Regions from separate parts of the Homo sapiens genome. Here region 1 is linked to region 2. Evidence: chromatin loops called from intact Hi-C (ENCODE). Cell type or tissue: K562. All regions are shown on one strand. Each heading gives the region's core, and the rest is flanking DNA. Links, peaks and the distances in the headings are about the cores only.

What was found. Hi-C counts contacts between places; a loop is a spot of excess contacts. Peaks named below come from ENCODE experiments on the same cell type or tissue, not always from the same donor. Only the 100,000 strongest peaks of a DNase experiment are listed, where the experiment ranks them.
Region 1: a loop joins it to region 2, with 3 times the contacts of the local background. A loop is called at or near these places in 2 of 110 quality-filtered maps.

The regions. Positions count from the first base shown.
Region 1 is chr7:79,631,629-79,637,019 of GRCh38, reverse strand. LOC105375369 (a long non-coding RNA gene) reads right to left here and starts at 2,411. Exons shown (of 5, transcript XR_927704.3): 1 at 2,232-2,411. In K562, for the core only: no CTCF peak of the experiment used is centred there; no DNase peak of the experiment used is centred there.
Region 2 is chr7:79,692,022-79,697,412 of GRCh38, reverse strand. It overlaps LOC105375370 (a long non-coding RNA gene), which reads right to left and starts at 494. Exons shown (of 5, transcript XR_927705.4): 1 at 452-494. In K562, for the core only: no CTCF peak of the experiment used is centred there; no DNase peak of the experiment used is centred there.

The sequences.
Region 1 (5,391 bases), core at 63-5,062, 60 kb after region 2:
GCCCTCAAGGACTTACACATTTCAGGAAGTTCAACCCTGAAAATGGTGACTATGGGATAGATTATTATTTTTTTTAAATTCCTTAAATCATAACACAAATATTTAGTAGTGCCTATTATGTGCAAAATACTGTTCTAGGACTGGCTTAAGATATCACAAACTAAATTGTTCATAGGCTGATATATTCAGCAGAGATTTATTGAACTTCATGTACTTAGCTAGCATTAACAGGATTTTTAAATTAACCTACTCTTCCTGATGATGTAAAAAGCTGTTTTTGACATCCTATCCTTGACATTTTAAAGCAAAAGGTTACATTTCAGAATGATAATGCTCTTGCCTTTTTTTCACCTAAATTTGTCACCAGTCATTTCCCTTAGCGTATATGATGCTGGTGTTATTAACCATTTTGACAATGCTCACAGTTATGACTTGTTCCCAAATGTTTGCCTGAGTCCAGAGAACAGGTTTCAACTACCGGCTACTTAAACAAAATCCTTTTTGAAGGACCATTATGATAATTTTTTAAGTGGTAAGTTTTCCAGCATGCTAAATACTTTCAAAATGAAAACACAATATTTATAAAACAGATCAAAAGTGCTTCAGAAAAATTATTATAGGGCAGTGAGTCAATAAATAATGAAAGCCTATTTCAGAAATACAGCACCTTTCAGCCAAAGTGCTTTAAGTATGGAGATAGCTTCAATCATTCTCTCCAAAGTATAATACACTTTATATCACGGCCATTTATGATGGAAAAAATAAAATGACTGTACCTCACTTAAAACACAAAAGAGTGTGTTAGATGACAAATTGTGATCAGTAAAATGCATCTAGTTTAGGATGGCAATACTCAAGCCAAAAGTTTCATAAAAGTTAATTTCATCCTCAAATCAATTATGAGAATGCAAGTCCAAATTGTACAGTCAGTGTAACTGAAAGTCATGAGGACAGACAAAAAGCTGGCACAAGTTAAAGGCCAATATTCAGCACATTGACTTAGACATATTCTTGTCATAAGTCTCTGTGCATCCAAAGCAGGAAAAAGCAAAGAAAAAGAAAGTCAACAACAATACAAAATACGGTGGTGCCTATGCCTTATGTCTTACATTACTCCTAAGCCCCAAATAAACAGATGAATACACACTGAACTATCGAAATCTGTCTTTTGTCTTTCAACATAAAAATCAAGCCAAAACATGAGTTTGGCTACATGTGAGTTAGACTTCAGAAAGTAAAGGATAATTATTTTAAAAAAGGAAGATCTGTTTGAAAGTAACTTTACTTTTTACATGGTTTCTTTTTATGTATGCTCAGGAGATATGGTTGTTTTGTATGTTTGTTTGAAATTCATGAATAGTTGTATTCTATATAAACAAGAGGTAAATTTCAAAACTAGACATGATGTTATAGAAATCAATCCCATTTTCTTAACTGGTGCTCTAGCAACATGAGAAAACCAATTCAGCATCATACTGTTAAATGTCTCTATGTAGTCATGCTGTGTATTTCACAGATTATATTTTCACCATTATAAATTAACCCCTTTATAATGCCAATATCAATAGTTTACTACTGAGTCCAGATGCTTGTGGAACTATGATTTAAATATTCCATCAATCATTCTAATTATTGATCTACTCTTTCACATATGGATGGAGGATAAATTTAACCTTTCTTTAAAAATAATTTTCTTATATGGAACTGAAAATCTCCATAACTTCAGGACAGCTCAGATTACTATTTGAGATATTTCTATGAATTCTATCAATTAATTTTATATTTTCTTGGCTTTCTTGCTTTGCTCCATTTTTTGTCTTCCTTTAAACTCTCTGACTTTCATTGTGTCATAAATATTGGTCCTCCCCATTGCTTGGGGCATTTTTTTCCTGAAATACTCTTTTTTCTTGTACCAAATATTTATACTTTCTCTTTTCATTTCATAACTGTCTATATACTTCTAAAATCCACTTGCATTCTATATTGCCATCCCTAAAATTTTTCTTCACCTCCAGTTGCACATTTTCTTATTTTATATTTTCAGCGGTTTGCTGACAATTAACTTCTACTTATTCTACAAGTTCCTCAAACATAGTATTTTAACATTTTAAATGAACTCTGCATCTCTTTCTAGTAATGTGGTTGGTTAGATATTTGGACTAAGAAAGAGTAAAATCAATCAAACAAAAACTTCTAATAAGCATTGTTAAGCCATCAAAAACATAATATACCTTCAGGCAGAGACCAGGTGAAGGCAGGCATGAGAAAGAAGCAGAGTACTGGAGCAGCCTGTTATCCTGGGTGCATTTGTCAAAGGCAAAAGGTTTGGTACACAAACCTGCTGGGGGAAGGTAAAAATGGTTTAAACCCAGTGTATGGCCAAAGTGGAGAGCCTTGCAATACAGCAGCCATCCAATAAACCCAGGGCCCTGCCTGCAGTATCCAGACTGTAACATTTGAGCACAGAGTCCTCCAGAGATGGCTAGCCCTTTCTAATATCAACTGCAATGTCAGGGGATTACAAAACCACCCTTAGTCTTGATAATTTGCTAGAATTCATAGAACACACTAGAAGCTATTATACTCACAGTTAGAGTTTATTACAGAGAAAAGATACAGATTAAAATTAGGCAAATGAAGAATTTCATAGGGTAAAATCCAGGAGGGTTCCAAACATGGAGTATTTCCTGTCCTGTCTCTGTGGAGTGAGAGCACAAAACAATGCATTGCAGCTTCCATATTCAAACCTTTTATTGGGGCCCCATTGCATAGGTATGATGGACTAATTAATTGCCCATGTGGTTGATCTTAGCTTTCAGGTCAACTGATACCACATGACCGGGATACCACATGATAACACATGGCCCAGCTTTAAGTCACATTATTGGTCTTTCTGTCATAGCCAGCCCACAACCTAGGCCTATGGGTTATGGTTCACCCCATCCTTAACATCTGGTGTGACCCGCCCCCACCTTAAAAAGTCTAATGCAAAATCAGACCTCTCTTTGTTGAAGTACAATTTCTTTACTCAAAAGACTTTATAACTAGTATAAGAGTGAATTATATATAAACTCATGTTCCCCAAACTGGAGAATGAAGTTATGCCAGCCATTTTATATATTGGTGCTCAACAGAAAAAAGAAAATAATAATCAATAAAAATTTGGAATCACAGCTGACCTCCACACAATATTGCAACCTAATTACCAAGAAATGAGAAGTTCAAGAAAATCTCAATCCAAAAATATGCAGAAGCAAATGTAGATTCTCTTTAGTGTGTCACGTTCTGTCTCAGGCCTCAAACAGTTTCATTAGATATAATTCCAAGGAAAATGAATATTGCATAGTAAAAATGAACATACAATGTATCAAGACACCATAAACAAGAATATGTAGAATTAATAGAGGCAAATCAGACTCACAAAATCTTCAAATAATGAAATTATTATGGATAGACAATAAAGTAAATATGTGTAGGACAAAAGTAAAGCTTAAATATGTTCATGTAATAAAAAACTAGAAGTTCAATTATATGTTAATAAAGTGAAAAAATCAAATGTATCTCTACGAGTAATACATGTGAATTGAAAAAATCAATAAAGAATACTGTATAATTTAATTTATATGGTTGACAGTGGGTGGGGCTGGGTAATAGCATCTACAAAAAGTCATGAGAGGTTTTTTCTCATGATAGAGCTGTTTAAATTTTGATTAATGTGGTGGTTGTGTTTATATGCATTTTTAAAAATCTCATGAAACTACACAAAAAGGGTAAATTTTACTGTATGTTAATTATACCTTAATATTTTAAAAATATTGAATGGTTTAAATAGCAAATTAGAAAGATGAGATTTAGCAACTGGATAATGATGAGAAGAAATATGTTCCAAAAAAAAGAGATAATTGTATATACAATAAATTAAGATATATGTAAGATAACAAGGTAAATTGAAATTAATGAGATGGAAAATTCACAATAAAACAAAACTTCAAGAAATTCACTACAAGGCCAAACATATATATCTAATCAGAGAGTCAGAAACAAAGGAGAGAAATAGTAAGCGAGAGGTGGAATTAGGGTCAAGGGCCAAATTTTTCAGTCTATAAAACTCCCAATCCAGACTAAAATGTCTTTTTATTAGTCAAGATTCTTCAGGCTAACTGAACCAATGTTCTAGAGAAAAGAAAGGAAGAAACAAAGGAAGGAAGGAAGGAAGGAAGAAAGGAAAGAAGGAAAGACAGAGAAAAGATTTTTATTATGGAAATTGGCTCATGTGATTATGGAGGCTGAAGTCCCACAATATGCCATCTGCAAGCCTGAGAACCAGAAAAGCTGGTGGTGTAATTCAGTGCATGTCCAATGCAGTGGGGGATTGCAGGGTAGGGAGCAGGATACTGCCATAAGTCCCAGAGTCTGAAATCCCAAAAATCAGGAGCTCTGATGTCTAAGGACAGGAGAAGATGGACGTTCAGCTCAAGAAGAAAGCAGTAATTTGCCCTTCCTCTCTCTTTCTGTTCTATTCAGAAACTCAAAGGATTGGTTGATGCCTGCCTCTTAGGTAAGGGCTGATCTTCTTTACTCACTTTACTGACTCATGTCCTGATTTCTTCCAGAAAGACCCAGAAATAATGTTTAGCAACTATCTGGGCATCCCTTAACCCAGTCAAGTTGACATATAAATATAACAAGGATAGTCCTGAGTGTTTCAATAAACATACACAGAAATCACATTGTGATATATCAAAATCAAATGGAAAAAATATGAAACACAAACGGAGTTTTAAAAATATTCCAAGGCTGGGTGCAGCAGCTCATACCTGTAATCCCAGCACTTTGGGAATCCAAGGCAGGAGGATCACTTGAGGTCAGGAATTCGAGACCAGCCTGGCCAACATAGCAAAACTCCATCTCTACTAAAAATACAAAAATTAGCCAGGCATGGTGGCACATGCCCGTAATCACAGCTACTCAGGAGGCTGAGGCAAGAGAATCACTTAAACCTAGCAGGCAGAGGTTGCAGTGAGCCAGGATTGTGCCACTGCACTCCAGCCTGAACAACAGAGTGAGACTCCATCCAAAAAAAAAAAATCCCAAATAAAAGACAGACTACTTTAAAAGAGTAAATGTGTATGCAGTAGACAACAGCAATACAAAAGCAAAAGAGAGTGGAATGATGTATTTCAAAATTCTAAAAAAAAACCTGTCAATTTAGAATACTATATCCAATGAAATATATCTTCAGAGCAAAACAAGTAAAGCAAAAATTCAAAAGACTTACTACTGCAGACTTTTATTAAGGACAAATATAAAAGGATGTTTTTCAAATAGAAGAGAAATGACTAAAAGAAAGGTCTGAGATGAAGGAAAGAAAAGAAAAATAAAGTGAAAAGC
Region 2 (5,391 bases), core at 333-5,332:
GTCAGTCAAAGAAAGACATATTTCATGGCTGCTCTTACATGAGGCATCTAGCCAAATATACAGAAGTTAGACAACAGAATGGTGGACACTAGGAGATGAAGTTAGGTGAAAATATGGGGAGTTGTTCAATTGATGTAATGACACACTACACAAGAGAAAATGCCAGAGATCTACTGTATCACATAGTGCCTATAGTTAACAATACGGTATTGTATAAATTGAACTAGCACTGTTTTTTTATTAAGAGGGTAGATCTCATGCTAAATGTTCTTGCCACAAAACAAAACAACAACCAAAAAACACAAAAAAGGAAGAAAAGGAAACTTTTGGAGGTAATAGGTATGTTTATTACCTCAACTATTGTGACTGGAACACGACTGTATATATATGTGTCCAAACTCACCAAATTGTATACATTAGTTATATGCAATTTTTCATATACCAGTTATACCTCAATAAAGCTGGAAAGGGCCAACCATAGTGGCTTGCACTTGTAATCCCAGTACTTCAGGAGGCTGAGGCGGGAAGATTGCTTGACCAAAGGAGTTTGAGAACAACCTGGGCAACACAGCAAGACTCTGTCTCTGCAAAACATTTTAAAATTAGCCAGGCATGGTGGCACACTCCTGTAGTCCTAGCTACTTAGGAGGCTGAGGCAGGAGGATCTCAAGTCCAGGAGTTTAGGGTTATGGTGAGCTATGATTACACCACCAGACTTTACCCTGCAAGACAGAGCAATTCTTTCTCAAAAATAAAAAGCTGGGGCCGGGCGTGGTGGCTCACGCCTGTTAACCCAGCACTTTGGGAGGTCGAGGTGGGAGGATCACGAGGTCAGGAGATCGAGACCATCCTGGCTAACATGGTGAAACCCCGTCTCTACTAAAAATACAAAAAATTAGCCGGGCGTGGTGGCGGGCGCCTGTAGTCCCAGCTACTCGGGAGGCTGAGGCAGGAGAATGGCGTGAACCCGGGAGGCGGAGCTTTCAGTGAGCCGAGATCGCGCCACTGCACTCCAGCCAGGGAGACAGAGCGAGACTCCATCTCAAAATAAATAAATAAATAAATAAATAAATAAATAAATAAATAAATAAATAAATAAAATAAAAAGCTCGAAAAAAATAAATATTTTTGATTCAGTGTCTTTAACTGTTAATACTAAGAATATGTCTTTGTGGGATGATATAACAGAAAGAAAAGATCTACAAAAAGAAGTGACAATCATTATTTTAAGTTAAAAATGCTATATAGCCTTTTAAGTTTGGCAAATAAATATTTTCTTATTAAATTCTATGTTTAATAATCTCCACATTATTCACACATTATATGTTAAAACTCTTTCTAGCATGGCAGAGTACCATTTTCTTTACTTCTTAATAATATAGGCAAAAATATTAGAGCTTAAGAGTTGATCATCTATAAAACATTAAATCAAATTTATAAGAAGAGAAATTTCCTACTGATCTATTTGCACCTTTTTATTTACCCTGTGACATTCAACTATTCTACCAGATACTTTTATGCTTCTTAGTCATATTAAAGTCTTCATAACCATAATCAATGTCTCCAGTGTTGAAATATAAGATGTTATATAGAAAATGTTAAAAATACTTACATCCTTATAAATAATAATTTATTTTTAGCTGATACACCAATTGAAGTTCCACTGAACTGTGTTTACTGGATCACAGTTCTACTGAATACTCTTAATGCCCTTTGGATAGGCCTAGCAAACCCTGGCAAACCAGGAATATTAATGCCAGGAAGACCAGTCCAAGCCAAAGTTTTACAACCACACTGATCCCAAGACAACTTACATAGGTATCAGAAAAATTAGTTTTGGCCACTTTTCTGTCTCCTGGAAACAATACTGACAAAAATTAGAAAATTCCAACATCACAGAGAAAAGTACTAGGACAACAGTGGGCTACAAGATCTTACGCCCACAGGCTGTCTAATACTTTGGGGCATACAAAGTTCTTCCCCTCCTGTCTTCCTTCTTGGCCTATGACCTAAACCATTTTACACTCATCTCAGATCTTCCTACAATGTGTCATTTTTCCTTGAACGTAGTTTCCCCCCTTCCTCCATCATAATATTATTAGCACGGGAAGGCACTTCTTTATGAGGGTGGTGGGAGTGTTGTCTGCTGTAATCTAAACCATACATGCTCAAACTCTCACTTCACTTTTGGTTCATCTCTATTTTGCAGTAAACAAAATATAAGTGTTTTTAAAATTTCCTCTTACTACGTCTTTTACTTTCTAAAGTATTATCGATTGAATTGTGTCCCCAAAGAAGATATGTTGAAATCCTGATCCACAGTGCCTCAGATGTGACTTTATGTGGAAACATACATGGAAAATCTTCTACGGAGAGACCCTCCTAATAAGCCCAAGTGAATTTGTGTCATTACTTCCTAATGTGTCTTATTTTTATATTGCTGTTATTCTAATCATCATGTCAAGAAACATCTAAGAATAGAAATTGAATGCAATTTGCCTAAAAGCTCAGTTATCCAGACTCCCGCTTGGTAAACAAATAGAAGTTTAAAAAGTTCTGACAACAAAAATACTGGACTCAAAATATATTACCTTAAATCCATGCACCCAGCTCAATGGAAATCCTCTGGGCTGTCATTCAAAGCCTATGCCCTCTTAATTTATAGACAGGTTTACAAGCAAAATTCACTATTTTCAGATCAAATACACAGAAATGTAAGAAATTCCTCAAATTTAATATATTTATTTTTGAAGCAAAGAAAGCACATTAAAGAAAATGCTAAATATATTTTGAAAGGTACCAACAGATTAAATTGCCATGCATTAAAAACTTATATTAGCATTTTAAAATTCTCTCTTGGTTTTTACCTGTGTATACATCTTTCATAGTAAATGCTGTACGTTTATAAAAATGTATTCTTTCTACATTACCACTTTAAATCAAAGATTTTTTCCATGCCATTACTTACTGGCCATTACAACCATTTTAATGTCTGCATAATATTCTACTTTTTAATTTCATCCCATTAAAACTATAAATTAAAATAAGTAGATAGCAACAAACATTGGCAGATGGAACTGTAGCTTATAGAGATGAGCCGAATGATTATTTAAAGTTGATATGTGTATCAGTTTGTTCTCACACTGCTATAAAGAACTGACTGGGACTGGGTAATTTATTTTAAAAAGAGGTTTAATTGATTCACAGTTCTTCATGGCTGGAGAGGCCTCAGGAAACTTACAATCATGGCAGAAGGGGAAGCAGGCATGGCCTTCCAGGTGGAAGGCGAGAGAGATAGTCTGAAGGAGGAACTGTCAAACACTTATAAAGCCATCAGATTTTGTGATAACTCACTCACTACCACAAGAACAGCATGGGGGAAACTGTCCCCATGATCCAATCACCTTCCACCAAGTCCCTTCCTCAAAACATGGGTATTATGGGGTTTACAATTCCAGATGAGATTTGGGTAGGGACACAGAGGAAAACCATATCAATATGTAAACTCTAACATAACAATATGATGTTCCTCAATAGCTATTGGATGATTTATTGTAATACTGTATGCCTAGAGTTATTCAAAAGGTTTTAATTTTTATGTATCTGCTGGTTACTAAGTCTGAAAAGCAATATGCAAGACATGTTAAGTCATGTTTGTAGAATATTTAGGACTACTTTAGCTTAATAGAAGATATTTCAGATATAGAGAAATAACTAATTAACCACACTTGCTTGATTGGGACAGGCTAAGTGTATAAAACACTTTGCTGCCCAAATTTCCAGCTCTGGTTGCAGCTAAAACAATAATCAACCAGTCCTTATAGTGGGAAAGAAACCACGCACTGTTCTGGTGGGAAAATCCCTGCTGGTAAGGAAAGATTAATATAACCCAAGCTACAACATTGCGTGGGATCCAACAAGTTGTGAAAATTGCCCCATTCTGCAATGAAACTAGATTTTGAAACTCCTTTGGAAAGACTCTTCCTTACAAAACAAAAATAACCAAAATCAATTGAGGGATGTATTGTCCTAATTATTAAAATATGTATAGGTGACTTTTTAAGAGAAAAGAAACATACATTTTCTTCTCATAACAACAATTACAGATGATTAGACCTACTTAAATTTAAACCTCCCAACTTGCTAACTTCTGGATTTGTTTTAATGGTAAGGCAAGGGGAAATATGATTTGTTTTTAAAGAAGCATGAACTGAATCAGAGAACTGATACACCTCACTCAATTTAGTAATTATGACATTGCTATGGAGTATTAATTGCAGATGAGGAAACAGTCAATGAGAAAGATACATGGCTATTATAAATGGGATATTCAAGTTTAAAATTCTGATACTCCTTTCTTCCTGTATTCTGTTAACTTGATAGGTCTTTCCCAAGTTCAAAGAACCACAAAGGATCCTTCAAAACTATTAAGACACCTTCTTTCTTTCTGATTTAAACTCTAGCTAGAACTATTTCAGCTGCTCCTGTATGTCTCTCAGTTGCATCAAAATTTAGTTCTCAGTATCTGCAATCTATGGTCTAGCAGCAAAAGAAAAGAAGGTAAAAAAAGGGATGAAGAAAAATAGAACAGTACAACTGAAAAAAGATAAAAAGATGTAGAAGAAGAGAAAGTAGATGAAAAAATAGAAACACAGCCCCAATTCGCTACGTTTTAGCTACTGTACCTGAGAAATGTAGTGATAGTGTGTTTCAAGAGCCCCCAGCTAAACTGGAGTTCCAGCACCGGAGTGGCTAGCAAGAAGAGTGGGACATAGGTGGATACAATGTGCCTTCCCCAGGATACTTCTGTTACCTGCTGGGCAGACTGATACCTAATTGTCTGACCCATGACAAGGTGGCTCTCAACAGGAAAATAGTTTATATTGGAAGACAACTGTATTGTCTTGTGGCTCTTGTCTAACCTATGCCCACTTTATGCCATAACCATTGCCTTGTCCCTGAACCTTGTGTTCTCTTTGGCATTCTGGGGAAAACTTGGCCTTAGATTCTTCAGGGGGAAGACACAAACTGGTTATATAGCACCACAATAGGAAATAGGCTCAAAGATTTTTACTTACAGATTCTGGGCAGGGTGCAATGAGCTGGGAGGGCAGCCCACTGTCCCTGAGTCACATGAGGCAAGAATGAAGAGTCAGGCAGAGAGAGAGAGAGAGAGAGAGAGAGAGAGAAAACGAGACAGAGAGAGTACAAGTGTGGCAACTAGTAGTATATGTAAGAGAATAGGCTGTGAGTCACTTTAAGCTCCCAGGCAAATGCCTCAGTGGTCCATGTATTAGTCATGGCTCTCACACTGCTAATAAGGATATACCTGAGACTGGGTAATTTATAAAGGAAAGAGGTTTAATTGACTCACAGTTCCACGCGGCTAGG